Linked DNA regions of Homo sapiens: all the other regions are linked to region 2. The links are chromatin loops, found by intact Hi-C in ENCODE. Cell type or tissue: endothelial cell of umbilical vein. All regions are shown on one strand. Links, peaks and the distances in the headings refer to the core of each region. The heading gives the core; the rest is flanking DNA.

Region 1 (8,158 bases), core at 1,532-6,531, 65 kb after region 2:
ATTGGAGCCATGTAAGCACACTGGGGTAGTTCACACTGTGTTCAGAGAGGAACTTGAGAACTCTTTGATGGGGCCCCCCAGCGAGCTGCGGCCTGCTTGAATCTAGAACCAGATCTGTGCAGTAAAGGGCCCACTTCCTGAACTTGTTCCTTTCCTCATTCCACTCCTGTCTGTAAGAACATGGGAAAGAGCAGATGAGAACCTCACTTTAACATTTAACTACAAACCAGGTCCAAAATGAAATAGCTATCTGCTCAGACATACACATCAGCCTGCTTTTGATACCTTAAGATCATTGTAGGGTCACCCAGGCAGAATGAGCTCAAACCTTCGCAAGGAAAACCAGGTCTGTGGCAGCCGTTGGCCGAATGCCAAGGCAGTGAGGGATTTGTGCTGAAACCCCTCTCCTCACCCACTTTAGCAGAGCACCAAAGCACTCAGCCCAAAGCCTGCCTTTCAGAAGTGTGTGTGCATGTGTGTGTGTGTGTGTGCGCCTGCCCGCGTGCATGTGTGCCTAGTGGGGAAGGGTGGGAGGTTCTGTGCATGGGAGATTCTTCTAATTGCACAATGTGTTTCATGCGTCTTCCTCCTCCTATGTTAGGATGATGTCCACAGCCACTCAAAACCTGGGCCTGGCCACAATGGAAGGTAGCATTTACCACTCACAAGGCATTTTGCCATTTTCCCGGGTTAAGGATGCTACCTTTCTGTGCAGTGAAGGATGGCCTAGGCCTGGTCTTTCACAGTTGAATTAAGACATTGGGTTTGCATATTGAACTTTTTGCAAGAAACAAGTGGACTTCGGGATAAGTTTCATTTTCTAGATGCTTTTGATTAAAAAGAAACCAAAACTAACAAAAAAGAATATGGTGTGAGGCTTAGCATTGTGAAATGAGAATCAAGAGATGTGAGTTTGATTCTCAATTCTGCTGCAAAGCTGGGAGATTCTGGCCCTCAGGATTAGTATCTTGAATGTACCATTTCTTCACCTGTACTTAAAAGGTGAAATATTGGACCCAAAGGCTATACAAACTCCAAATTCTAATTTCAGGCTTTTTGGAAATTATAGGAAAGATGTGTGTATGATGATGATGGCTCCCAGAGCTTAGGCTGGCTTGGAGACGCAGGGGAATCACCCCAGTGGAAAACAAGAATCCACACGCTATTGGGCTTATCCTTGCCCAGGAGTTCATTTCTCTGTCCCTCTCTGACCCAAGCTTCTCCCTCCAGCCTGCTGTCAGAAGTTGGGATGAGCTGGAAGGACCATGAGGCAGAGCAGTCCTTGAGCAAAGTGACCCTTTTGCCACTTTGAAACTATCTATTGAGCTCCCATTCTGTTTCATGATGATTCTAGGTGCTTGTCCATTAGGGAACAAACAAAGATGCTTCCTTCCGTGGAGAGACATAAAATTAACAAGAAATGTCAAATCATACCTCACATAGTGAAGTAGCTGGTAACTGCTATGGGAAAATGTAGAAAAATGAAATGGAGTAAGGCAAATTGGCATTCAGGGTGTCAGGGCAGGCTGCCCATCAACAGATCCTCAGGGTAGCCACCATGAGAATGGGACTTCTGGTCAAGGATTTGATAGACACGTTGGCTGAGCCATGAGATTATCTGCAGGAAGTGTGTTCTAGCAGAGCTCATGGCCACTGCCAAGGTCCTGAGGCCGAGCCTGCCTGGGATGTTCAAGGAGCAGCAAAGAGGCCAGAATGCCTGAGTCAGGAGTGTGGGGACTTAGAAGCATAGGGGATGATTAATTGCATGTGGTGACTTGGCTGGGCCTCAGTGCCCTGATAGGTGACAAACATTATTCTGGATGTTTCTGTGTGGGTGCTATTGGCCAAAGTTCACATGGAAATGAGTGGACTTGAGTAAAGCAGTTATCCTCTATGATGTGAGGGGCGTCAGCCAATCAGTGGAAGGCCTGAATACAACCAAAGACTGACCTCCCTAAGCAAGGGGGATTCTGCAACAGACTTGAACTTGCCCTCAGACCTGAATGGCAGCACCGGCTCCTTCCTGGGATGCCAGCCTGTGCCAGCCCACCCTGCAGATTTGGGATTTTCTACCCTCCATAAACACATGAGTCAGTTACTTAAAATAGATCTCTTTCTAAATATGTACCATCCCATTGTGCTTTGGTGGAGAACCCTGACTCACCCAACACAGACACAGAACTGTGGGCATCTTTCAGGCTGCGGGAAGACCTTGCTCACTCTGAGGCAAAGCCCTGGCAGCATCTCCACGAGGGCTGAGGGACTGCTTTGAACACCTTCCTCCTTCCCAGGACAGCCAGCTCCTCAGCACGAGAAGCTCAGCAACTCCTTTGAGGATAGGGAGTGGGAAATAAAGGGTCACAAATTGTATGATGTTTGACCTAGATGTAAAATTGCCTCCCCAATGTGTGAATAACATAGAATAACCTTTCCACCAAAAAAAAAAACCAAACCATGCTGTATACAAACAGCATCTGATTATATCAAAGAAGACTCACTCATAGAGTATGGAGCCCAGGAGGCAGGCAGCTCAGGATGTGTCTCCACCACAGGCCCCTGCTCCTGGATGGCTCGGGGAAGCACACTGGTGAGGGCATCCCCCTGCCCAGCCCCACCAGCCCTATCTGGGCTACAGCTAAATCCTCTACTTCCCAGGTCCAGCTTAGGGCCTTTTCCATGAAACCATGGGAAACCTCAGGAGGAATTTTCTCTTCCCTGCTCTGTTCTTCCACAGTGACCTATGGACATCAGGGTGCATCCCTCTGCCATTTGGGATCCTGCTCGCTAGGACTTTCAGGAACCCAGCAAATGCTGGCAGGAGGAAGGAGGAAAATGCCTGGTGGATTCTGATGGTGTTGGAGAGCAATAACATAACCACTCCCAGGCCCTGCTCACGACAGCTCTGCCCCTGGCCCTTCCAGGTCATTCTGACTTCTGATGGCTAGCTAGAGGGAAGAGCTTGGGATCAGAGAGGGAATTTTCTGGAAGCCTCCTGACATCCATGTCCTCCAGGGCATAGACCTGGGTACCTTCTCCCATACTCCACAGGAGGCCCCTCCCCTGCAGGCACCTGGCTGCCAGCCACTGTCAGCTTCCACTCCACATGCAGCAGGTGATGCAAACTGACTCAAGTTTTCACATGACTCAAGTCCTAAGTTGCTGGTTCAGCATTGGCTTTGTATTTTTTTTTGCATTTATTTCAGCTTCAAGGAATGAGTCTGTTGGAAATCCTATGCACTAAACAGTTTTTGGAAACAGACTCTATCACCAACTCCCTCTTGCATTCCCAACTTCACCACAGAGTCTCGCATTCAATCAGCATCGACCCATTAAACACATTATGGAGTGCAAGAGAAGCACACAGTTATGAGAAATAAAAATAGGAAAATACGTCTCCAATGACTAGAGGGCGTCTCAAGATGAAAACACTGTTCTTCTGTCAACATAAAACACCTTTGCGTCACACAAGAAATCAGAGAAGAGGCCCGCTGCCATCTGTAGTTTTATTTTCCCAAGCCCAGGCAGAGCCACTTGGCTCCCCACGTCCCATGGACTTCACAACTTCAAAAATTCTTTTTTTTTTTTTTTGAGACAGATTCTTACTCTGTCGCCCAGGCTGGAATGCAGTGGCATGATCTCTGCTGACTGCAACCTCTGCCTCCCGGGTTCAAGAGATTCTCCTGCCAAGTAGTTTGGATTACAGGCACACGCCACCATGTCCGGCTAATTTTTGTATTTTTAGTAGAGAGGGGGTTACGCCATGTTGGCCAGGCTGGTCTTGAACTCCTAATCTCAGGTGATCCACTCACCTCGGCCTCCTAAAGTACTGGGATTACAGGCGTGAGCCACCGCACCAGGCCCAAAAATTCTTAATGTGAATCTCAAGTAGAGAAACAGGAAGAGGATCAGGAACAGTGAATGTTCATGTCCAAGTTTGATGTTTGTTTTTCTTTTAACTTCTTAACTCTTGAAACATCTTATCAGTGAAACCACAGAGAGATGTTTCTCTCTCATTCGCATGAAATAACAGACCACAGCCCTTAAAATTAAAATAATGAAAACACTCAAGTAACTCTTGATGTTGTTAAATGCAAGATAAATATTTGAATGCTTCTTTTTTTGCCAACATTTTTTACATATTTGTGGAAACATCCAGGGAAAACTGTATTCTGTGAAGGAGAAAAATAAGATAGAGCCAGGGGAGTTTTAATTGAGAGTCTCTTACTAAATTACTCCCTATGTGCAATTTTCCCCTTGGATAAGCCACGGCATTTTCAGGGGCAAGATGCTTCTGGAACTTGGCAGTACTCTTTGGCACTTCCTACAACTGTCCACAAATATAAAGAAGGGAAATTCCTTGGTTAAGATTTACCTCAATGCACATAAATTTCATCTCTGGTAAACAAGTAAACTTTTGTCCCTTGCATAGAAGGAATTCTTAGATTCCCTCGTGGCTTCATGTGGCAGCCAGCATCCCACCATAGAGGCCAAGCCATTCTCCCATCAGCCTCCTCTAAGGCCAGGGGCATCTGAAGATGACTTGAGAAAGAGGACATCTCTATTGCAATGTCCCTAAGTGACCTACACTCTCAGAAGAAAAACCTGCTGGATCCAATGACCACACTCACAGGGGCAGAACCAATTTTAAAGTCTTTTCCCGCTACAAATTTTAACCCCAGGCATATGGAAAAATTCTTCTGAGAGAGATGCTCTTTCTGGCTTTTATACCTCTCTCATGGAAAATTCTATAGCAAACAAGGTTTTCAGAAGGCGTCACTCTCAGGCATCGGAAGAGATCTGTGGAAACTAATAAGCCATCATAGAGCCTTACACTCTAGACGCTCAATAAACACCAGCAGAATGAGCGTCTGGTGAGATTCTCCTACGGAGGTCCACAGCTTGGACAAACTAGAGTTGAGAGTCAAACCATTTATTGATTTGTTTGCTCACTGTGTTTATGTATCTAGAAGTAAAGAAATTAAGCTGTTTTAAAATTAATAATTGATTCTTCCCCAAAACATCTAAATTGGCTAATAATCATAAATTTATCAAAAATAAAAAGGTCTACCCAGGCTATAATTAGGATTTGGAAAATGGCCAACTCCCTTATTAATGTTATCTTGGATGATGAAAACACTGAATTCTGCTAGTTCAGCAGATTCTATACCGACCCAGTAATACACGAATGGGTCAGGTCCCTCAAAATTTCAGTAATATTCTAATAACAAACAGCGTTCGGACAGAAATATTAGCTTTTGGAGATCAATGAGGTAATACTTTCAGTCCTTTGTTAATATGATACTTGTGGTGGTGAATATTCTTTCAGATGCATGTCTCAAAAATACTGTGGTGACTGTCAAGAAGTAATACATCCACCCAAGTTCCAGGATTTGTTAGAACCAAGTAATGATGAACCTGAAGGAGTGAATAGAAACAACTAAAGCCTGGGCTGGAGGGAAGCACAGATGTACTGGAGTTTTTGAAAATTCACATTTGCTTTCAGTCATTTAAACTTCACCAGGACTGACCCTAGCATGAATCCAAATGGTCATGTGATGTAAGGGCATTCCGTGATTTGAGGTGACAAAATAAAAGCTGTCTTAATCTTGCAGACCTAGTCAAATTATGAGACAGGAAGCACCAGGTTCTCTCGGGGGATAAACAGAAAAATTCATGTGGACAAGACGTTGCAGCCTCAGTTGTCCATCTGGCTGTCAACTTCACTAGGTGTGCGCCATTGAATGGAACCACAGCAGTGGCTGCATTTGTCAAGACAGGCAAGGATGTGAATATGAATATGGAATGGCTGTGGCTGTGGACTTGATTGTAGATGGATCAGGAAGTGGATGAAAATGTGGATGTTGCCAGGCACGGTGGCTCACACCTGTAATCCCAGGCCTTTGGGAGGCCGAGGCAGGCGGATCACCTGAGGTCAGGAGTTCGCGACCAGCCTGACCAACATGGAGAAACCCTGGCCCTACTAAAAATACAAAAATTAGCCAGGCATGGTGGTGCATGCCTGTAATCCCAGCTACTCAGGAGGCTGAGGCAGGAGAATCTCTTGAACCCAGGAGTGGACATTGTGATGAGCCGCGGTCATGCCATTGCACTCCAGCCTGGGCAACAAGAGTGAAACTCCATCTCAAAAAAATAAGTAAAGAAAATGTGGATGTTGAGATGGAGGCAGATAGGCATGAGCCTGTGGATAGAGACATGGATGTGAATGGGGATGTCGATAGGAATATGGTGGGGATGGGGCTATGGATGAAGATGCAGATGGGGAAGGGGTGGGGAATGGGGTGAGGATGGAAATGGATATGGATGTACTTAAGAATAGGAAGATGGATGGGGTGTGGGGGGTGTGCTGGGAACACATGGGCATGAGCATCTGTGTATGCATGTGGGGTGTGGAAGGGAACGGAATCATGCCATTAGCAGTTTGTGCCTCACCTCCAAATGTGGCAGCTACGAAATCTTATCCCCTCTTGAGATGAGATTCAGCCTGACCAGTCCACTTTCTCTGCCTGACATCAAGCATCTGCCATTTCTTGGGGGTGTTGATTTATAATATGGATATTGAGTTTTATTCCGAAATTTTGTGAGTTGCAGTAGTCCTGTGCCCTTTCTTCTGACCACCCGATCTAGCTTTCCCACCCCCCTGGACTAATTGTCTATAGTCAATAGCCATTGACTAATAGTCATGGTCCCCTCACATCATCCTACACCTTCAGGAAACCTGTATCCTAAATGGGTGACAAAACAGACAACTGTGTAGTTGAAAAGTGAGAAACACTGATTATGTCTTTAGCTAGCTAGTATAAATATTTCCTGCACTTGGGGCAAACATTATGATAGAAACAAATCTTCAAAACACTATCACTTCCATTGTAATTTCTATCATTTAAATGCCTGCTGGAGCTGCGAATTTTTTTTCCATACCCCAGGTTTACATTTGACTTGTTTCTGACAATCTTCTCTATTGAATTCAGGAATATACCCCTAACTAGTGAAGGTACACCTGGCCAATCACCTCCTCTCCTGCTATTGGAATGAGTCAATAAGTCAATTACGTGTTCAGCAGACATTTCAATGCTGTGGGTCACAAGAACCTTATAGCCTCTGTGCTACACAAACTACACAGCCATTCACTCACACTGTCACTCACTGATTGCACCGTGCCTGGGAAATTATCCCAAGATTGCATAAGATTGATGGACAAATACTGTAGCCTCACTTTGCTGGAGTTGGAATGGCATCCTTCTGCAGTCCTCTGAGATGCTGTGTGCCTCCCTTGGGAGTCCCGGGGTAATTACACACCACAGTCACCATGTGCATCTCCACTGTGGGGTGGTTGGAATCAAATTCCTCCCCACGCCTGTCAGGTCAACGAGCTAAGAATCCCTCCGAAGATCTGAACTTAGCTGGTAAGCTCAAAGGTCTGACTTTCATGAGCCTATGGGACTCTCTTCTTTTTGACTGAAAGGCCACATGACAGATTTGGTTAGGCAAGCGGGGCTCTTCAAAGAAGTGTCTTTAGGTTTTGTCACTGTGCCAGCATCTATGTGAACGCTGCTTCTGGTAGAATTTCGAATCATTAATATTATCCTCGTGGAGACTAGTCAAGGGTCACATGAGAGTAGTTGGCTTTCAAAGGCATTCCATAGTCCACAGGGTTCATTGCATGTGTGGAGACATCTCTCTTTTCTTGTGGGAGGCCCTGCCTGTTGGGGGTCTGGCTGACAGAGCTCAGGAGGGGAATTGGGGTCTGTGGATGTGGGTGAAGCATCACTTCAGAGGGTAGATGAGCCGGAGGAAGTTGAGCTGAGGCCTCCTCTGCTGAGAGTCTGTGTGAGAGAAAACACCTCTGGAGTAGACTCTGTGTTGAAAAAGTGGCAAGGCTACTCCAGCCTGGCAGGCTGTCGGCCAGCGTGTTAGGTCTGATGGGAGCGGTGACCACCTGGATCTCTCCGCCACTCCCGCTGGGTCAGTCAGGGCTCCCAGAGAACCAGGGGGTGATGTCTCATTTGGTATGGTGGTCTCATTTAAGTTGGAATGGGGGACGAAGCAGGGCTATGCCAAGTTTAAGAGGATCTAGAAGGAGAGGGTCATAAATCATTGCCATGTGTTGGCACCCAAAGTTTAGCAGCAAAGCTTATGA
Region 2 (8,158 bases), core at 1,367-6,366:
CATAAATACAGCATCCTTCTCTCTCTCTTGGCCTCTTCCTATGAACCACCTGATGAAAAAGGCAGTGATGTCAAGCAACTTCTGAGCTCACAAGAGAGATGCAAGGCCGGTGGCATCTGTGTAACAAATAAGCCTGTGTCCCAAGTCCCTCCCAGATCATCATCTTTCACAGTAGCTTCCAAAAAGAAACATGTTGCTATCCCATTGGAAAGGGCAAATGAGGTCCCAAGCCACTTACCCAAGGAGAATAAAAGGTGGAGTGGGCAAACCACCCAACCCAAGCACAGAGCTCTTTCCACTAATCCCCATGGGCACACCCTTGAGAAACTCTAGCCAGACTTGCTGTACTCGCCAAGTCACGCCCCAGCCCCTACAGTGTGCAGGGCTCTGCGGAAGGAAACACGTAAGAGTCCTGCACTCATAAGCTTGTGGTTTGCTTGGGAGACGTGTGAGCCTAAAGTTAACTATCTCTATTATATTTATTTTACATGTAGATAATATTTATATGCATGGAATATTTTCTTACATTATGTATGTGTGTATATACACAAGTGTGTGTGTGTGTGTGTGTGTATATATATATATATATATAGAAAGAGAGAGGTAGGGATGGAATAGGCATGGATGTGGAACGTGTGTATGGCAGTAGTGGTGGGAAGTAGGAGCAGGTCAGGACGCTCAGGGCACACGGATCTGACCACACATGGATCACCCAGCAGTGACACAGATACTCAGGTGATCAAACCGGTCTGGCAGAGTAGTGATGAGGTAAATGAAACCAGGAAAAGAAACCACAGAGCAAGAAGAAGGGGCAGCATCACACCTCACCTTTTCTGGGATGCAACCCCACTTCTGCTCAGGGTCCTCTCTCAGACCCACCTGCCCCAGCACTTCCAGCCCTCAGCAACATTTCTGTTTCCCTGAACTCTTGTAACACTTGGCGTTGCTTCCACAGAACTCAGCTCTGTCTTGCACGTTGTCTTCCCAGAAGTAAACACATATGTGGGCATCTCATGTCTGGGTCTCCTCTTTCTAGCGTGTGCTCTAGGGGAACACTCAGTAGTCTGGCAATGGCCTAGGATGGCCCAGACCAACCAATAGAGTCTCTACCGTGAATCTTTTTTTTTTCTTTTTTTTTTTGAGACGGAGTCTCACTCTGTTGCCTGGGCTGAAGTGCAATGGCACGATCTCGGCTCACTGCAACCTCCACCTGCCAGGTTCAAGCGATCCTCCTGCCTCAGCCTCCTGAGTAGCTGGGATTACAGGTGCCCACCACTATGCCCAGCTAATTTTTTTTTTTTTTATTTTTAGTAGAGACGGGGTTTCACCATGTTAGCAAGGCTGGTCTCGAACTCTTGACCTCGCGATTCGCCTGCCTCGGCCTCCAACTCTTGACCTCGTGATTCACCTGCCTAGGCCTCCCAAAGTGCTGGGATTATAGGCGTGAGCCACCGTGCTCAGTCTACTGTGAATCTTAATGCTAGCACCTGCTGCCAAGTCACTTGGCCTCTCCCGCTGTCACCTACCTCTTCTGTAAAATGGGTGAGTAATACAATCTACCTCACAGGGTGCTACAAGACAGTAGACAGAGCTCAGCCCATTGTGCAGCACACAGTAAGCACCCGACAAAAGAGAGTGGGTAACCCTGGCAGCTGCAACAACTGCACAGGTGATCGCAGCTAGTCCTCAGTTTCCCCATTTGTAGAATGGGTACTAAGGTGTCAACTCTGCAGAAGTTTCATGTGGAGAGAATAATGTACACAAGGAGCTTGGCACATAGTAGATGCTAAAATTATTTTGTCTATGAGCAGCAGGTCTATATATTTTATATCCCCAGAGAGCTTTGCTGAATGTAATAGACACTCCATAAACACTTGTTGATTTACTGAGAAAAGAATTCCTTGTACTAATTACATGCATTCACACTGATGCAAACTGACTCTACCTGTCCATTTAAAGAGAAAGAAACAAAGCATTAAGCTTCCTTCACGGCAAAGGAGCATCAAATCAACAAGCATCACATTGCAGAGCTCTGTCTGGCCAGGTCTTGGGATTCTCAATTGCACATTTGTGTATATGCTTCAGTCAGGAGGACTATTCAGTCTGCCTCACATCATTTTTAAAAGTTTGCAGGTTTTCAGGCTCCAAAAGTGTCATTATATTTGGAATGGAATTTTGCCTCCTCCACCAGTAATGTAATAAAATCTCTGAGTCTGAGAAAAAGTCAGGAAAGGTCAGATGTCAACCAGGTTAACATTAAAATTGTTAGAAAACAGGAACCGTAATTTGGGGATTGAAAAAGAGGCAGAATTCATGTTGTAAGTGCAAGTGATCTGGAAATAGATGTTTATCTTGGCCATTTTCAGGGAAGTGACATCATATCGTGTGTCTACTGGGATATTACTCCTGCATTTTTCAATCCAGATTTTGGCACTAAAGTTGGCAAAATTAGACCATTTTGTTAAACTGATCTTGGAGGCGTCCACCTCCCGAGCACATTACAACACACCTATGACATGACTCTAGAACAATGGGTGAAAAATGGGCCATAAAACAGGAATGGCCTGCTTCATGTAAAGTGGATTTTATAGTGCAGGTGTACCTGCATTTATCGATACTGTAAAGCAGCAAGATTGTGCCACCATAAAGCATAATATTTGTTTTAAAAAAGAGGAGGAGAAAAAGAAAATAACAGATCCGCCTATGAATTTAAAAATTACAATCAGAAAAAATGTAAGCCTGTGGGGCACTTTATAAAAAACATTTGTCATTTTATTATCTTAGATTGCGTACACTTTGTCAGAGGCTTTGTAAGATATGTGAAACAAAAAGGCAATTTGGGGGAAAAGAAGAAAAAAGGAAAAAGAAAAAAAAGCTTTGTTGAACTGAAAAAACAGTTTCCACACCTACTCAGGAAAAGCCACATCTTGAAGCATCTGAAACCCCCGACTGTGGCTGAAATATCCAACTGGTGGTGGGCTTGGGTGGTGGGAGAGTGGCTTGCCCCTTTCGGGTATGAATGGGAAAAGTCTGAATAGGAAGTCCTGCAGGAGTTTTTTATTGCCTATTTCCTTTCGGGAAGATGGCATTGTTTCTCTCTACAATGACTAGGGAAGGGGTGTAAGTAAGACGGGTTGACAGCATCCTTCAAAGCTCCTGCTGGCTGCAAGAGTGCATGGGTTGGTATTTTTTTCCTTGCAGAGCAGATCTTGGCTATTTATAAGTAAGATCACGCTGGTGCCTAAGTTTCCCTTCCCTAGAAAGGGTTCTTGGCATAATGTTTAGATTAAGAAAACGGTCTAAACACAATGCAAGAAGTATCTCCCCACCTGCAGCGCTCCGTGTTTAAAAGTCAAGCTCTTTTCCCTCCCATAGACAACAGCTCCAGAAATACCCCTCTGAGCAATCAGGACACTGAACAACCACCTGCCCAGCAAGCCAGGAAAGGGCAGCTTTGAACAGTTTCCTCTCCTTCTCCTTGACACATTCTTTGCCAAAAAAAAAAAAAAAAAAAAAAAAAAAAAAAACATTCTCCAATGTTAGTGGACTTGGACACAATGAATTTCATCTGAGGGGTTAAGAGAGGGCACGCATTTAGAGCGAGAATAAAACAAATGTTTAAAAAACCCATTATTGGTTGCATTTCAATCCCTGCTCTCCGTTCTTCCTCGGCGCCAAATGCCATCCGCATGCTTGGTGCAGATGTTGTCACAGCTGCCCGCTCACATTGCTGACAGGATGCAGTGTGGGCTCCACCACTCAGGATCCCAGGAGGGTGACCCAACGAGACATAAAGCAAGGACAACTGCAGCAGAGCCTCCAAACTGCTGCCAGGGGGAGTCTCTCTAAAATGCAAATCTGAGCACAGCACTCTCCTGCTGACAGCCCTGCCATGGCTCCCTATTGCTGCTCTCCAGGAAAACTTCCAAGATCCTTAACCTGACATAGAAGGGCCTGCTCAGTGTATCTCTGCTTGACTCTTAAGGCTTGCCTGTCTGTGCTCTCTTTCCTCCTCCCACCAACAATGGATACACTAGCTAGCCTTGCCATGCTGCTTATAGAGGCCTGAGCAAAACAAACTGCTCCAGGCCCACTGTTTCGAATGTTGCTCCCATCTTTTTGACCTGTCAAACTCCTCTTCATGCTTCAAAACCCTACCCAGCTTCTCCTCCTCTATGAAGCCTTCCATGATCCAACCATAGCCAGAGTTAATCCTTCTCTCCTTGTACAACATTTTCATCTAAACATAACTTCTTGCATGTTCTAGTTATTGCAGGTATCATACTATAGCCTACATGTGTGTCTACATGTATGCCCTTAGGGTCCCCCACTCCACTGGTAAGACAAAGCCTGAGTTTTATTTCACCTTTTATCTTCAGCACCTGACACAGTGTCTGGCACATATAATGTGGAGAAAAGAAAAGAAGGGAAAGAAAAAAGAGAGGAAGAAAAGACAGGGAAAAGAGAAAGGAAATGATAATCAACTGTGTCACTCCAGAGTAAAAGCACATCCAGGAAGCCAAGTCTGGAGCTACTGAATAATATTCTTGGTTGGATTTTTCTCCTTCCCCTGACCTGGAGTCTGTAGAAGATGAGAAGACTTTATATCCAAGAAACCAGTTTCATCTCAGGTACAAACACGCAAGTTCACTCTACTCCATGTAATGTGCATCCATTGAGCACCTATTACATTCAAGAACTAAAAATGTACCAACTTGTTCAGAAAAAGTTGTAAATAAAATAATAGGATTGAGCTTCTCAGTTCTATGAAAAAGCCACCGTCTCTTCTCTCATAATAGCACCTGTGAGGTTTTCTTGCTGCTGGAATGTAACATGACATCTGCATGTCACAAACACACAGAAGGATTGCATTTTTACCATGCCGTTATTTCCGTATTTTCTCCTATATATGTCCCCCCTCCATCTAACCATGTAACCTCAGATTTGCAGTGGACTACTGAAACAGTAAGTGTGTTATATAAATAACCAAACCATGGTGAAGGGGAATAGGACATGTTAAAATGTGTTTTTATTTAAAAACAAAAGATACAGTGATGTATGTAGCCATGTAAGGCTAGAGCATCACATTTGGCCAGTGTCATTACACCATAAAAAGGCTACCAAACTTTTGAAGCAGTAGGGATTTTCTGTATCTGGTCATTTTTCCTCTAGGGTGTGTGGTCATCAACATTTTTTAAAACACTTCCTAATTTGGAGTTGGCTTAGAAAAAGATCACAGTGTCTTAGAGATACTCCTAAATATGGGACATTTATATATGGGAGGCATACCTATATGGTTTTTAAAAAACCTCCATATAATCTCACCAGTAAGTGCCTAATCTCACACAAGTCACTCAACCTCTTTGTGCCTTTGATTAATCCTTGATTTTACTACCACAGAGCCGGATGGAAACTTAAAAAATTATTTATTTCTGTCCATCAAATGCATACTTATAAACCCCATAAGAACTTAGGATATTATAATTGAAATGCTAATAAACATAGTGGCAATAATCCAACCATAGAAACAGCGATAGGGAAAGAAAGGACAAAAGGCAGTGATTGACCACTGGCCCTTTCCTGAAACAGGAGCCCACCGTGGCTCTCGGAGTGGAACTGATGCTCCTGCAGCTCCCTCAAGACAGGTAAACAACGAGCTCCGGACCTGCCTCAAACCAATCAGGCAGTGGGTATTGGGGCCTCTGAGTCAAGGCCAATCAGGAGGCAGGTAGCATGCAGGGCACTGAATCGAAGGACCAATCAGTGCATAGGTAGCTCAGTGGGCCTGCCTTCAGGCCTGGGTACCGCATCCCCAGGCCCGCATGGCACACCCTCCTTCCTTTCCTCCATCCTTCCCTCCCTCCATCCACCCTTCCCTACTCCATCCACGGTACCCTCCCTCCATCCACCCTTCCCTCTCTCCTTCCTGGCTTCTGGATCTTGGACTCTGAAAGCCCATTTGGGAGAAGGAAGTCAAGCACTGGAGCACCTTAGGACCTTTCTTCCTTCAAAACACCTTCCACAGTTTTCGAAAGCAGGCTGTTTCTCTCTCCTGGGCATGGCTGGGCCTTTTCCGATCATGGGGATGGGAGAGCCACTCAACAATGGCGCTCAGAACCAAACCACGGCCGGGTCTCCTTCCTCAGGCAGCCGCCTTACCACTGAGTCAAAGACACCAGGAGGCCCCCCATTCAGCTGCTGGGGAAAATGGGAGGTAAAGGTATCGGTGCTGTTCTCGCGGAGTCTTTCTCAAGATTGACCTACTATAAAAAATGTTTATATTAAGGAACTCATTTCCACCCCAGTCCACACCCAGCAGACCTAGAAGGGCCGGTGACCTGAGCGAAAAGTATACGGCTGCCTCGCTAGAGATTCTTCAGTCCAAGAATAAAATTAGCTCTTTTGTTTCACTCACAACCCACAAGCGGAAAGAGCCAAAAAGCCCCCTTCCTCTCTCGCCCACCCCTTCCCTCCTCCCCTCCTTCTCTTCCACTCTCTCTCTCTCACACACGCGCACACACGCGCACGCACACGAACACACATGCACACACACGCGCGCACACCGCACACACAGAGGTGTGGTCTTGTTCTACTCCCACAGTTTATGTTCTCAGCAGCTCCAGCGTATCTCATGCCTGGAAATGTCTGAATCTCCTGCTGGCTCGGTGCTGTGACTTGGGGATTTTTTTTTTAAAGGTTCTTTTATTATAAGCCTAATGGGTCCTGCATTCAGGCTCATGATAAACAGGCAGCTTACTGGGTAAATAGCAAACAGCTTGCAAGCTTTCGGGGGCTTTACAACTCTGGTGAACTGTTCGCAGTGGCTCTAATTTTAACATGCTTGAGGTCAGCAAAAACAATAACAAGTGCACATAAAGCACGCTTAATTCCAAAGTCTTCCCTGTGAAAAAGTTGAGTGCATTAACTGTGAGCTCTTGGCAGCCAAACCTTGTTACATCTGTAACACATCATTTGGTTTATATTCAAATCAATGATTGGCACATAAAGCTCTAACAAATTTATTTATCTCCTAGCCCTCTTCTAAATAACGGCTTGCAAAGGCCATGGTTGTTATTTTCTTGACTTACAAACCCACAGCCCCGTCCAGACAGAGTCTGTTGTACTGTTTCTGTATACCACTCACTCCTAAAACTCCTGTTAGCTTCTTATTTTTCAGGAAACGACGTTTCCTTTAAAAAAAAAAAAAAAAAAAAGCTGATCATATGGTAAAAAACACTAAAGATTTTACTTTTAATAAGAACAGTGTGTCCTTAAAGCGGCATATTTAGCTAGCAGAATGTTAACTGCAAGGTAAGAGTGTTGTTTTATACCCTCAGTAACCAGACCAATTATCTGTAAAGTTTTTTCATATTTAATGCATCCCCAGTCTCCTTTCACCATCTGCCCTTCCCCCTCTAACGTTGTGGAATTTTTATGAGATAGGACAAAAATGGGCATTTCCCTTATTACCATCTCACTGTGGAAATCAAATATGCAAGGAAAGTAGTGTATATACTAATTAGTGCTGAATTCATAATTACTGTGCTCATTGATGGAGATACATTTGAATACATTCAACTCCTTAGGGAGAGGAGCCGGCTGTCCGGGAGAGTTTGAAAAAATGCCCTCAGCCTCTTTTCTTCTTGAAATTAGGGATCTGTGGCATACAGTAATGTTATAAGAAGAAGATCCAAAGTGCCCGCAATTTCTTTAAATATAATTAATCAAGTGAAGCATGTAACCTAATGAACGTATTTGATATAAGCTACTGTTCAAATATGAGCTTTATCTCTGCCTGTGTTGGAATTGCTAAAAGGAAGGGACACCGTCTCATACATTGCTGTTTAAAATGTTACACGGAGCTGGGCGTCAACTGTGTGCATGCTTGTCAAATTAAAAACTGACAGAAAGCCACAATTTTTAATTGCTATAAATTAATAACAATTAGAATTTACAGGCTAATGGGTTGGGCTTGAAGTCATGAAGGTCGGTGCTTATAGAAGGTTGATGAACATCAATTTTCCCTTTCACGCGTGGTTTCTTCTTTGCTCCTGTAACTTCACCATAAGTCTCAAATATCTTCTCCTCAGTGCTTTTTGTTTTAAGGACCAAATCCCATGAAAAGCTTAGCCTGGTATGGCTACTGAGAAGCGAGTCT
Region 3 (8,158 bases), core at 1,532-6,531, 220 kb after region 2:
GGGGATTCAAACATTCACAGGTTGAGAAACACAGTGGCCCAAAGTTTGAGGGGAAGAAGCGTAACTGAAGGGTTTTATAGGCAGCCAGTTTCTTTATGTCTATAGTGAACAGAAAACACCCTCAGTATAGCAAACATGAGCCCTTCATGCAAAAATAAATAAATAATAAATAAAAGCTAACTGGAATTCAGGGAAAGGAGAAAAGTAGGAATGGGAATAAACTCACTGACTGGGGTGAGCACTGAAGGTGTTTAAATACGGAATTGAAATAAAGCAATTGCAAGAATTTTGGGGTAAAGGCAGCAAGTAAATATTGCTTTTTTAAAAAGCAACAATATTAAAATTATAGCTATGCAAATCCAAAGACAAGGAGAGAGAACAAGAAGTATAAGCCCATCCATTTTCCCACCTTTCATAGATTGGGGTAAATCAATACTATTTGGAGTTGATCAATCAAGAAATAGAAATGTAAGCATTTCTTTAAAGTTATAAAAGTGAGCACTAGAAGAACTAAAAGGAACTTTAGCCCTTCCAAATGCTAGACAGGGGTTCTCTCCCTCAACCCCTTCCTCTCACTCTCTTTCTCACTCTCTTTCTCCCTTTCTCTCTCTCTGTCATATACATATACACACACACACAGAGTGTATGAGCCAAAGATAAAAAACAAAACATTTAAAATGTTTTAGAAACAATAAAAAATCATGCATGACAATTTCTAAAAAGACCTAAGAATGAATACAGATGCATACAATTTCAATCATCATTTTACAGATAATAATAGATACACAATAAATTTAAATTGGATAAGTTGACCTATTAAAAGTATTTATATTAAATCAAAATTCAACCATATGCTGTATGTAAGAAACATCTTTAAAAAGTTACCCAGAAAAGTTGAGACTAAAAGAATGCCAGCAAAAGGAACAGCAGAGGTGAACAAGATATCAAAGCAAGAAGCCCACAAGCATGAAACTCTGTGTGGAGCACAGCATCTCAGAATGCTCCCAGCGATACCATGAGGTCTCTCATATCCCCCTCTTGGTTCCTTCATAGTGCTATTTACCTCTGCAGCTTGTCCAGTATCTTGTTTATTCGTGATTTGCTGTCTGTCACTCACGCATACAAATGTCAGCTTGGCGAGGGCTGACGTTTTCCTCTGCACATTCCTGGTGCCTGGAATAGCACATGGTTGCTGCACAGGAAATATTTTTTGCAAGAATGAATAAAAAATAGATACAATTTCAATCACTATTTTACAGATGATTCAAGACAAGAAAATCTATTAATGTAGTTCACATATCAATAGACAAAGGAGAACATTTGATAAACACACGTCAAAAGGAAAGTTTATAAAATTCAAAGTTCTTTTCTGATTTAAAAAAAACAAGAAATTGACTAGATTCACCCTTAAATTGTGTACATGCAGACAACACAGATACACACACATCACTCACCAAAAATCAAAAGCTATCATGATACTTAATGCTGATGTTTGGAAGCATAACCAATAAAATAAAAACAGAACAAATGTTCCTGCTCTTCCTCAATTTTTTGTAATAGTACTTACCAAAGAAATTACTCAACACAAGAAAATCTAATATAGTCTTAAGTTCTTGTATTTTTCTAGAGGAGGATAGAGATATTTGTGTTCAAAAAAATTTAAGTAATTACTAAAACAACAGAATGTTTACAATCCAACAGAGCAGGGAATATGAAAACTTGAGCAATCAAACAGAAGGCAGAAAATGAGAAACAAAAAGGCAAAGAAAATTGTAATTATAAATTATCATTATTTACTTATTCATTACTACTTACTACTATTATTTAATATACATTATTAAAAGCCAAATACTTAGAAATGAGCAGTAAAAAACAAAACAGGAACTCTTATAGGACATAGCTAAAGCAATATTTGGAGAAAAATAGATTTTTGAGTGCATTTAGAAGAAAAATTGAAAAAGAATAAGCCAAGTCCCCAACTCAACAAGTTGTGTAAGAACAAAAAATAAACCGAAGGGAGGTGGGAGGCAGGATATATCAGAGACGACTACACAGACTGGAGATGAACAAAACATGGTGCGTCTCTGGGGAAAAATCAAGTTACCAGAACGATTAGAAATAATAAAACATGAGTAAGTTTGTGGGCTATGAAATTGTTCTTCAGAAATTAATAACTCTTTTCAACGTAAAATAGTTCAAAACAAACTGGAAAAGGATTTCCCATTCACAATAGCAAGAAATTAGATGAGAATTCTTAGGTATAAACTAAAGAAACATGCACGGTAGAAAAACATTGAACTCAATGAAGGGACATAAAAGAAGACTAATAAACAGGAGGCCGCAGCCCAAGAGTACAGAAGTAAGTTCTCCAAAAATTAATAGATTTTTAGAAATCAAGATTTTTTTTAGAATTGAACAAAATTATTCTAAAACAACTGTATGGGAAGATAGCCGAGCAACGCTTTTAGGAGAAGAACGATCTCCACTAACAAAACATCTGAAAAAGTGACACTATTTAAAGCACTTGATACATACAAAATATGCTAAAATTCATAAAACCTTACACTAAAAGAAAAAAATTCAACTTTACAGCATGATAATCTAAAAAGCTTTTATTTAAAAGGCAATATGATATGGACAAAGGATTATTAAGTAAATACATGCAACAGAAATCCAGAAACTAATCAAATACATATAATAATTTTCCTCTTATAATGTAACCACTTCAAACACTGGAGAGAAAGATGAAAAATAAATTGTGTTAGAACAAATGAATAACAATTTGGGGAAAGGGAGGAATGGATCACTGCTTCAACTCAGTTGAATATATTCATCAGTTAATTTCATTTGGGCCAAATACCTAACTTCATAAATAAAACCATGATAGTTATTTAAAAAGCGTAGGTTTTTCCTAATAAACCAAAAATGGTTAAACTGGTTATAATTGTTGTAAAAAAAAAAAGCCAAGTAAAGTAGATGACTGATAACTGACTAAATAAAATGTTTAAAATTCTGTAAAGCAAAAGTGCCATATACGAAATCAGTAAAGAAATGAGGCCAGGCACAGTGGCTCATACCTGTAATCCTAACTCCACCAAGATGGGAGGATCGCTTGAGGCCAGAAGTTCAAGACCACCCTGAGCAACATAGTGAGACCCCCATATCTACAAAAAAACTTAAAAAATTAGCGGAGCGTTGGTGACACGTGCCTGTAGTCCCAGCTACTCAGGAGGCTGAGGTGCGAGTATTGCTTGAGCCCAAGAGGTTGAGGCTGCAGTGAGCCATGATCACACCACTGCACTCCAGGCTGGGCAACAGCATGAGACCCTCTCTCTTAAAAAAAGAAAGAAAGGAAAAGGAATAAAATGAAATGCTCACAACCTTAGGACAGGTAAAAGGGAGATTTTGTGAATGTAAAAGTAATTCATACACATCTTGTTTGTTCCTTTAAACCTGATCAACCCAAAAGGAAAATGTCCACAGATATGAACAGGCTGTTGAGAGAAGAAATACAACAAAGATATGAAACCACTGTAAGTAAATAAACGCAAATCAAAGCAAAAAGCGGCACTTTCAACTCTAGTTTTGTGAAGGCTTACCAGCAAGTGAATGTCCAGTTCTGGCAATCGGATGAGGAAAAGAACACTCAAAGCTTCTTCAAAACAGTATGAATGGGTCCTCGGTTGAGGAGGGTAATTGGGTCCTTGGTTGAGGAGGGTAATTTGGCAATATTCCTCAAAAGTTAAAGTGCACATAGGCTTTGATCCAGCAGTTCTACATGTGAGGCTTCGTCTTACAAATGCACTCACTTAATTGCACAAAAATTCTCTCTTTTTCACACACACAAACACACACACACACCTGTTTATTCCAAAAAATATACAGAAAAAGCTTTCTGTCTGCAAAGTTCTGATGTTTTCACTTTGTGTGCATGATTTTTATTCTCTCAACAACTATGTGGCATAAGTTTCATTTATTCCCATTTTACAGGGGAGGAATTGGGTTCCAAGAGGATAAGTAGATGGCTGGTGAGTGGTAACCTGTGATTTGAACTGAGTCCCTTTTGTAACCGGACTTACACTCTTAAGCATTATCCTTGTTCTTGCCTTCCTCTTGTTCATAATAATGGAAAATGGGAAACAACGTGTCTTAATGGAGGACGAGTTAAATAAATTGGTTGCTGGAATACTAAGCAGGTTTAATTTTCACCAGGTTGAATTTATGTACAGAAAAGCAAAAAAAAAAAAAATGTCTAAAATATGTTAGGCAAGAAACAGCGAGGTTCAGGGAGTATGTAAAATGCTATAATATTATTCATCTCGTGTATGTGCAAAGCCAATGCCTGTAAGAGTCCAGAGGAAGGTCTCCATACGACAACCTCTGGGGAGAAGAGCTGGGGCGACTGGGAAATGGTTTGGCCAGGGTGTTGGGGGAACCTTTTCATATAACAGATTTTGTACTCTTTGCTTTCTTTAATAATGAACGTGTCTTTCTTCTATATTTTCTAAAAGCTAAGTTTGAAATAAAGAATAAACATTTCCTGGATACTTCCCCAGGATATGAGTCTGTTCCAAGAGGCACACACCCAAGTCAGGAGGGTTGGCAGCATTCTGACAATATGATTTCTAGAAAGAGAGGAAAAAATGACTTCAAGATGTGATGCTTCCTCATAAACAGAGGGCCATCGGAGCTGAGCTCCTGGTTTGATAGTTGAATGTCCTGATGGTGTTTTTTTTCTGGCTATTCTACAGAGCGGGTCTTTAGGAAATCCTGCCACACCAAGGGCTTCGGCTGTGAGCTCGGTCCTATTTTTACAGGACTTCTTCCCCCATCACTCATTTTCAGCAAGAATGTGCCCCACAGTTCAAGGAACTCAAGGCAGGGCCGTTCTTCTATCTTTGGCACAAATATTCCACGTTTTCCTGCCTAGGACAGTCCCCACTCTCCAGGAGAAATTCTACAGCTCAAGAGAAATCTGCTCATCCCTCTAAATAAGGGCAGCCTCGCAGAGCCGAGAAGGGGAAAAGGTGCCAAGTGACAAGGGATGCTTCCATGGGCTCCACCACCTCAACAGGGAGGCAGATTTTGAAAAGAATAGTGCTAGGAACTTCTAGGGGGTGAAAGAGTAAAGCTGTGAATAAACCACCCAACCCAGTCTCCCATGGCATTTTTACAAAAGAAATTAGAATTTCATCACACAGGGCTTGTGAGAACACAAGCTGTATTTCAACACCCTCTTCCTTACATAAACATCAACGACATGGTCATTTGCCTGTTTGTGAATTTCCATTATGAATAATTAAAAAACAAAACCCACTTCAGTTAGGGAAGATATACAACTCCTTATCAGAGGACAGTAGATGTTCTTCTTAACAGTGTACAGACAGGAAGATTAAATTTCAGAGAGAGATTTATTTTGTGCGATTGTCCCGTTATTCACCAGAGAATTGTGCAATGCAAGTAATCTGATCAGAATAATGCATAGGGACATATTTCAGAAAACCAATAATTGTGGTAACGTTGAACTGTGCAAGGTGCCAAAATAAAGTCCAGAATCACTCTCACCCTTTCCCCCAATTCCTTAATCACGGCTTCATAATACGCGGCCACATTGTCCATTACAGGCACAAGCTGGCAGAAATCACTATTGGACTTGTAGAGATTTATTGTCATTTGAGATCCAAAGCACTTCTCTAGACCCAAAATCAAAATGGTATTTTACAGATAAGCCCTAGCAAGATTTTACAGCTCTTACATCTTAAGGATTCTTTATTCTTGGCTAGGTCCTGCAGGGTTTTTATTATTATTATTGTGTTAGTCAAACAATAGAAAAACTACTAAAACTGGCTGTATTTAAATTCTGTTTACTTCTTTAACCTTTTGACTTACCTACATAAAAGGTAATCTTTCAGGAACAAGTTCCAAACAGAATCACTGCCTATTTGCTTTCCTCAAATCCTCATGGAATAAACAGAATCTGTAACAAGATCCCTTTCACCATTTTTTATTCTGCTCATATTTGCAATGATTTTATAACTGACGGCTGGGCCGCCTCTCTCCCATCATCGCAATCAGTGCATCCTGGGATTAAAAACCATTTAGGGCCCAAGTCTTAAACAAACTCCCCACACAGCAGTATAATGAACATTATGCATTGTTTCTTTTTATTGTTGCTAGCTTTATCGGCTCGGCCAAGAAGCTGGGGAGTTCGTCCTCATTTTTAAGCAGAGGAGTAGCCCGCTTACCAACATGGCCAGTGGCATCCAGCGAGATTGCAAAGGTGGCAGGGCAGTTATGCATGAAGGCTTGATGACCACCTGCCCCGTTTTATCATAAAACGGTCACACACTAGATACTTCTCCAGAGACTTTTCCTGGGAATATTTTCTTTACAAACATGAACTGGTGTCTAAATTGCTCAAGAACAAATATGTTGAGTAGCTGAAAAATTGCATTAAGAAGAGCAAAGCAATCTAACAAGTACCTGAGAAGCCTCATCAGAGGGGAAGGTGCAGGCCGTTCTCCGTTCAGTGGCCTGTGGATGGATATGCCCGGAGGCAGCGCCGCCTCCACCCACCTTCAGCGAGGTGGCCCCAGCAGGGCAGGGGGTGCTTCCACCCTGCTCACCGAGCCTCCGTTAATGAAATTAAGCGGGAAGGTCAGCTGCATTCCCATAGGATCTTCTTCCAGGATCCCGCAGCATTAAGTAGGGAGACTAGGCTGGAATCAGCCCCACTCCACTACAATTTCCCAGAGCTAGGTCAAACATAGGAACTGCTCTGCAGAAACTGAATTCCAGATAAGATTCTAGTAACTCCTTCTGTTGTTATCTCTGAAGATGATTAGACTTGGAATCTTAGGTGAATTTGAATTTGGACAATAAAACCAGAGAATATTTTAATAAGTGAGCATGGTCTCGCATCGGTTTTTCCATGCCTACCTAGAAATGACTCCCCTTACTGATAATTAACAGGGAGGGACCAAGCTCCATCTCAAGAGTCAGCACTAATCTTGAGTTTATCCATGAAAATGAGAAATGGGTGTTTCTTAGGGTAATGAACGCCTTCTGATCCTCACATTTTTAATATCTTAATAATAAATAACATCACCACCTTATATTTATATAATGTTTCACAGTAATTGCATTATTTCTACTTCTTTACTATATGAATAAGGTAGACATTATCGTTTGAGATGATAACATGGAGCTATGCAAAAATATCAACTTTATTCCTGTTAAAATCAGGCCTAAGTCTGTTATCACTATGACTGTTTAACATTGTTCTGATTTATCCAATGAAGTAACATGTGAAATACTTCACAATAAACAATTATAAATGACAAAATCATTCACTGCAAATAACGTGAGCACACACATAAAATCTCTTAGAATTAATATGCAGGTTAAGTGGCCAACACAAGTTGAATATAGAAAAATTAATTCCTAACTTATTAGAAGATGTAATGGGAGAAAACGACTTTCATAAGATCAAACAAGAACATAAAATGCAAGGATGACTCCTAGCAAGAACCATACAGAATTTTCAATGGGAAACCACAGATATTTCCTGGGTGATATTAAGAATTTTATAGAAATATGTCATGATCATTGATGGGAGGGCTGAATACAGTAAAGATGAATATTTTCCCAGTTAATTTAAAAGACCAATGCGAATGCAGACACAATCCCAATGGAGATTGTTATGGCACGTGACAGAATCATTCTAAAATTTATAATAAAAATAAATAGCAACAAAGAGCTAAGAAATTGTAGGGGGCAGGGGAGAACAATAAAAGGAAACTCTCTCTGTCAAAACCTCTCATTTATCTAATGGTTTTTTCACCTAAAAGGGAGAGTTACAAATTATGAGAAAGAAATGTGTATGCAAATAGCCATAGTTAGCAAAAAGTGTTCGGAAAATAGTGTTTAAAAAACCTGACATAGGTTATTGGCACATGATGGAACAAAATAAATTCCAGATGGATAAAAATAATCCAGTGAGTAAATAAGAAATAAATAAGCCAATTTTTAAAAATAAGACTTTTTTTTTTACATCTTTGGGCTATAAATTCCATAAGAGGAGAATAATAGTCTTTTTACCCCAATGAATTTGTGCAATGAATGAATGTAAAAACGGTAAAATAATAGAAAATTCACA

The links. A loop is a pair of places that touch in the nucleus more often than their neighbours do. Peaks named below come from ENCODE experiments on the same cell type or tissue, not always from the same donor. Only the 100,000 strongest peaks of a DNase experiment are listed, where the experiment ranks them.
Region 1: a loop joins it to region 2, with 4 times the contacts of the local background. A loop is called at or near these places in 5 of 110 quality-filtered maps.
Region 3: it touches region 2 in a loop (6-fold over the local background); 6 of 110 quality-filtered maps call a loop at or near these places.

The regions. Positions count from the first base shown.
Region 1 is chr10:129,101,360-129,109,517 of GRCh38, forward strand. No RefSeq gene overlaps it. Among named protein-coding and RNA genes, the nearest start is that of LINC02667, 190 kb to the left of the region's middle. In endothelial cell of umbilical vein, for the core only: no CTCF peak of the experiment used is centred there; no DNase peak of the experiment used is centred there; H3K27ac peaks cover 819 bases.
Region 2 is chr10:129,036,408-129,044,565 of GRCh38, forward strand. LOC124902559 (a long non-coding RNA gene) reads right to left here and starts at 346. Exons shown (of 2, transcript XR_007062390.1): 1 at 239-346; 2 at 1-49. In endothelial cell of umbilical vein, for the core only: no CTCF peak of the experiment used is centred there; DNase peaks (open chromatin) are centred at 2,384, 3,224 and 3,414; H3K27ac peaks cover 1,695 bases.
Region 3 is chr10:129,254,144-129,262,301 of GRCh38, forward strand. No RefSeq gene overlaps it. Among named protein-coding and RNA genes, the nearest start is that of MGMT, 210 kb to the right of the region's middle. In endothelial cell of umbilical vein, for the core only: no CTCF peak of the experiment used is centred there; DNase peaks (open chromatin) are centred at 4,608 and 5,248; H3K27ac peaks cover 974 bases.